Regions from separate parts of the Homo sapiens genome. Here region 1 is linked to region 2. Evidence: chromatin loops called from intact Hi-C (ENCODE). Cell type or tissue: PC-3. All regions are shown on one strand. Each heading gives the region's core, and the rest is flanking DNA. Links, peaks and the distances in the headings are about the cores only. Region 1 has its middle 170 kb from the start of LINC01473. Region 2 has its middle 44 kb from the start of LINC01473.

Evidence for each region. Peaks named below come from ENCODE experiments on the same cell type or tissue, not always from the same donor. Only the 100,000 strongest peaks of a DNase experiment are listed, where the experiment ranks them.
Region 1: a loop joins it to region 2, with 4 times the contacts of the local background. A loop is called at or near these places in 2 of 110 quality-filtered maps.

Annotation. Positions count from the first base shown.
Region 1 is chr2:186,255,270-186,258,195 of GRCh38, forward strand. No RefSeq gene overlaps it. Among named protein-coding and RNA genes, the nearest start is that of LINC01473, 170 kb to the left of the region's middle. RefSeq lists an enhancer at 417-1,073. In PC-3, for the core only: a CTCF peak has its summit at 1,477 (motif pointing left); a DNase peak (open chromatin) is centred at 1,492.
Region 2 is chr2:186,128,965-186,131,890 of GRCh38, forward strand. No RefSeq gene overlaps it. Among named protein-coding and RNA genes, the nearest start is that of LINC01473, 44 kb to the left of the region's middle. In PC-3, for the core only: no CTCF peak of the experiment used is centred there; a DNase peak (open chromatin) is centred at 1,377; H3K4me3 peaks cover 1,186 bases; H3K27ac peaks cover 2,500 bases.

The DNA.
Region 1 (2,926 bases), core at 291-2,790, 130 kb after region 2:
TAACAAAACAGTTCATGAAAAAAAAATAAGTACTAGGCCAGTCAACGGTCGCTCACACCTGTAATCCCAGCACTTTGGGAGGCTGAGGCAGGCAGATTACCTGAGGTCAGGAGTTCGAGGGCAGTCTGGCCAATGTGGTAAAACTCCATTTCTATTAAAAATACAAAAATTAGGCCGGGTATGGAGGCTCACGCCTGTAATCCCAGCACTTTGGGAGGTCAAGGCAGGTGGATCACCTGAGGTTGGGGGTTCAAGACCAGCCTGACCAACATGGAGAAACCCTGTCTCTACTAAAAATACAAAATCAGCTGGGCATGGTGGCACATGCCTGTAATCCCAGCTACTTGGTAGGCTGAAGCAGGAGAATTGCTTGAACCAGGAAGGCAGAGGTTGCCTTGAGCCGAGATCATGCCATTGCACTCCACTCTGGGGAACAAAAGCAAAACTCTGTCTCAAAAAAAAAAAAAAAAACCCAGCCATGTTGGTGGCCGGCGCCTGTAATCCCAGCTACACAGGAGGCTGAGGCAGGAGAATCGCTTGAACCTGGGAGGCAGAGGTTGCAGTGAGCCGAGGTCACACCATTGCACTCTAGCCTGGGCAACAAGAGTGAAACTCTGTCTCCAAATAAATAAATACATACATACATACATACATACTAACTCACTGGGAAACATTCCTGATTCGGCCTAATTGCCTTGCCTTTGACATCCTACCGGTCAAACCAGTCAGTGACCTGAATTAAGCCCAGCTGTTTGGCCCACATTACCATGCTAATGGCACCTGGGATCTAATTTACATCTGCGTGTCTTCACTGTTTGCTTCTTAAGTAAATACATCTGGGAAAGTTCTATACCTACAAACAAGCTTCCCACCAATCTTGTTTCCTTGCCTATAAAGGATTTTGCAAAGATTGCAGTAAACTTCTCTTACAAAATGTCTCATAACAAGTACAGAGGTGTCAACAGCACTCTCATTATAAAAAGAACTCTGATTTAACAGATGAAAGTGTTAAGAAGGCATTCTATTAGTGACATCCATTAATCTTAGGTTAAAGTGTATATTTTGGCAGTTTATTTTCTCTGCTTTAAGTGAACAATTAGTTTAATCAAAGTCATTTGTGAAACAGTTTGATTTTTCTTAATTAATGTCTGCTAAATTTACTTATAATAGACACACTCTGTTGCTAGAACCAAAACAGATATATTGCATGGTTATTAATTTCCAGTTAGCACTGTACAAAATTATTGAGTTGGAATATTTTCTGCCAATGTAGTTTTATTATTTTTTTTTCAAATGAATAATGTGGGAATGTAACTGGCACACCCATCCAATGAATGTAGTAGTTTTTCAGTGCCTGTCAACTTGAAGACAGTGCTTCCTTCATGAGACTCCAGAGAAAATTTAGCAAGATTAGGAGACACACAATGTAACTACAGTATACTTTTTTCTTTTACACATTCTGTACACAATAGTGACATCTTCTGGTTGACTGGAATATAGATGTTTGGGCCAACGCTTTGAAACCATGTCTTAACTCCTTTTCTAATCAAAACATGCTTTGCTTGCCTAAAGATACTATGGGAAATATCCCTGAATCAGTAGTAAATCATCTTTTAATAGATACCATCAAAATTCCAATTTAAGTTTTTTAGAATAAAACATAATAAAAGAACATACTTATTTTTTTCAAAACAAATTTATGACTGGTTAATTGATGAAATTAACTGACCTTAAAAATTCACTTGACACAATAAACAAGTCTGGTTTTTAAGCATCTGCTATGGAAATTTCACTTTCTAGGAAATTTAGTGACCACTGAAATAAATAATAAAAAAGAGAAAATTTCACCAAAATGATATTTTCAAGTCATTTCTAGTGAGCAGTGAGAGAGATTTGGTGGTCTGGGAGGAGGATGAGCCTAATGCTAGTGATATTCCTTTCCTCTCTGACTTTTTTCATAAAATTCTATCTATTCCTATGCAGAGCATCGTGGTCCCTGGGGATGCTTTAAGGGTGCTGTTCTTAGTGCTAAACTCTCATTTCACCTATGCAACCCTCTCCTAGTACAGGCAGCCAACCCAGAGCAGCACTGCATTCAGACTGGTTGTGGTGATTTCAACCCCAGGGTCCCAGGATAGCAATCTCTTCCATGAGGACTGAGCCAGGCACTGGCAGCTAAATATAAAATACTTATCTTATGATCCCTTTCCCCAGACTATAGGGGAAGGGTGACCTCAGTAATTTCAAGGTGATTTTCTTGAACCTCTCTTACTACAAAAGATGGAGGGTACTACATATACTTGTCATAAATCAATTAAGTATAATAAATACCAGAGAATTCTAACCAAAGACTAATGCAAACTTAACTTCCTATTAGAAATTATTCGTTAAAAACAAGAGGAATATTTAAGAGAAATAGAATATTGTTCCATCAGTCATTAATACAATGAAACAATAAGCATTATAAATTCCCATAATGCAATTTTAAAAGATAATTTAATCTTATAGAAATATAATCTTGGCCGGGCTGATTATAAAAATATAATCAGCACTTTGGGAGGCTGAGGCAGGCAGATCACCTGAGGTCAGGAGTTAGAGACCAGCCTGACTAACATGGAGAAACCTCGTCTCTACTAAAAATATAAAATTAGCCAGGCATGGTGGCTCATGCCTGTAATTCCAGCTACTCAGGAGGCTGAGGCAGGAGGATCACTTGGATCCGGGAGGCAGAGGTTGCAGTGAGCTGAGATCACGACATTGCACTCCAGCCTGGGCAACAAGAGCAAAACTCCATCTCAAAATATATATATATAAAATCTTATAAAGAAAATATATGTTATTTAACTGGTTTAAATAACAATAAATCAGAGAAGCTTATAATTAAAATTATACTAACTATATTTATCCTATCTTGTGGATCAGCTAG
Region 2 (2,926 bases), core at 254-2,753:
GATTTTGAACCAAACTTAGTATAAGAATTTTTTTTCCTCAGAGACAAGCCGAGTAGGTGCCCAGGTATCCCTGAAAAATATTACTGCCCAACTTTCCAGAGTCTCAGGAAACCTGTCTTCTCATCATGTCACAGCCAAACAAAACAGAAGTAGTAAAAGACCAAAGACATAAAATAGGGGAAGCAGTGAATCTAATCAAGGAAAGCAGTGAAGGTGAAGTTCCAGGACAGCATGAGTGCAGGTGCTGGAAGGGCACCAGGTCCAGTTCTGAACAGAAAAATGCAGAGCCATGGAGAGTCCCAGAAGAAAGAGAATTCTATACCTGTTTATAGTTTTGGGTTTTTTTTTACCCTTCCCTTTTTTTATTTTCATTTTTTTTTTAGTTGTCTGATGAGGGTAGACGTAGGTGAAATTGGAGACAATTTTTTGGATTTCTTATTAAGGAACAAGAGTTTGGACTTTGAACTGCTATTATTTCTTCTATTTTGTTATTTAGAATTAAGCATTATTGCTATTTTTGGTGTTTCACTCAGTCTAAACAGTAAAAAGATTGCATGCTCAAAATGATATAACTCAAGAAGACTTTACTAAAACGGGACAAATTATAAAAGTGTGATGGGCTAAAAAAAAAAAAAAAAAATCCACAAGAGACAATAGAGACCTGGAGCTAGCAGTAGCAGAGCTTGGCCCAGGAGATGATGGTGGAAGAAGTTATCAAACTCAGGAAGAGGAGAAATGCGTGCACAACAGCACACTGGGAAAGGAACAGTAATCTTTATTTAAGGTATATGACTGACCTAAGGGAAAGGGTCAGGAGAATAAATGCTAAACTTCACTATTGCCCTTCTCTATTTCCTGCTGAAACTCACTACAGCCAAACCCAGCTGGAAGCCAGTAGCCAGGGAAGTACAAGTGACAGTCTCCCCAGGAAAGAGAGGGTGGGGTTTGTCTAGAAAGGAAATATTTGGCCCAAATGTCATCCTACATTTCTTATATTTTCAATGGGTGCTATGTCCTGTGTTCCTCTTATCTGAAAATGTTTCCTTTTGTAATTTATATGTAGAATTTTAGTAAGTAGGTTTAAATGTAATCCATTGATTCTAGGCAGGAGGAAACGCTCAAGAGGCATCTTTGGTGCCAAGGTAAACAGCTAAAGCTCAAATCTTTCCCTGGCCATGGCTAGTAGTTTCAAGTTACAAGAAACCAAAAACCTCTGAACTCTACAGGAAGAGATGTCTTTGAGTGCAAACATTTCTGAATTCAAAGTACACAACTTAGAGGTAAGCTGACTTTATGTTGGAAACACCTGTAGTTGTCTTGGTACTGGAAGGCTGATGCAACTGGGAGGGGAGTATGAAATATTGCAGTTAGTTAAGAGGGAGTCTGGAGTTCAAAGATTTCTGGTTATTATTTCTCTCCTTTTGTTTGTATGCCTTGGTTAAAATGAGCTATGTGTGAGACATCCATAACTAAGCCCCTTCAGTTTTTTGCAAACATAATAAATGATATCACCACTGGCTTCAAAGCACATAAAAACAATACCAGGGTTCATGTTATATATGTTGCCACAGGAGCACAGGACTCACTGAAAAGGAATCTGGGTGCTGGTTACAAGTTCATTCCAAAATTGCCATGAAAATACTGATAGCTGTATTTGCTACTGTTTTTCTTAGTTGCTTTAAACATATGATTATCCTTAACTGATAGGTTATGTAAAGTGGGTGCAAAGTGGGTCATTTGTGACTTTAAAAGATTGCAAAATTAAGCAAGATAATTATCAATGACCTGACAACTTCATATTACACATAGAAACCTGAACTTCATTAAATAGAAATGGATTTATGCCCAGAGAGTCTTATTGCTTTTGTTCTGCTTGACTGTTCACTACCTACCCTTTGCAATGGTGTAAACTACTCATTAATTTTGTATATTTGATTAGTGACAGTTTCCATTCTCAAAATCCTTGTGATGAATTACACGACACAGTGGAAACAGCTATAGAACAAAACAAAAACACCACATGTGGTCTGCTAACCAGTCTCCTGTCAAACAAAATTGGATGCTGCGTTCCCATGGTTTCCTTTGAGCAGTAAAAGAGAAAATGAATGCTCAGAAGCACCATTTCTGTAAATTGCTGAAAAATCTTCATATTAGTGTAGCCTAGAAAATATTTCAGTGGCAAAAAAGCTACAAGGAAACCAAGTTATACATTTTTTTTTTTTTTGGCTAACACAAAGAAATACATTCTTTACAAGAAAATGGAGCAGAAATAATAACAATAGGTCCATTATTCTCATTCAGTAATAAATCCCATTTAGGGAGAAGGTATTTTAATGAGCAAATGCTTTATTCTACCTTGTGGTTAAATAAGAATTTTTAAATGTCACATATACTGAGTAGAGAGCTAGAGTGAGTATCAAACAAAAAGAAAGGACCTGGCCCTTTGAGAGTTAACCTCCTGAAATTAATGCATAATGGATGAAATTAATCATCTTCAGGGGCCTCCTAACAAGAAGGGACGTTGCCTAGGACAAAGCAGGAAGACTAAAGCCTACAAATCTAATCATCTCCATTAGAATTTGAAAGACAACTTTTGTTTAATTAATGGGAGAAAGATACCTAAAAGAAAAAGAAAAAAGGTCACTTGTGACTAGGTGGATTCTACATAAGACCTTACAAAAGTGGGTTCAGGAAATAGGAATTTGGCAGGGTTTATCCCAGATTCTCTTTTTTTTTTTTGGTTCTTGAGATGGAATCTCTCACTGTCGCCTACCCTGGAGTGCAGTGGCATGATCTTGGCTCACTGCAACCTCCACTTCCCAGGTTCAAGCAATTCTCCTACCTCAGCTTCCTGAATAGCTGGGACTGTAGGCATGCACCACCATGTCTGGCTAATTTTTGTATTTTTAGTAGAGACAAGGTTTCA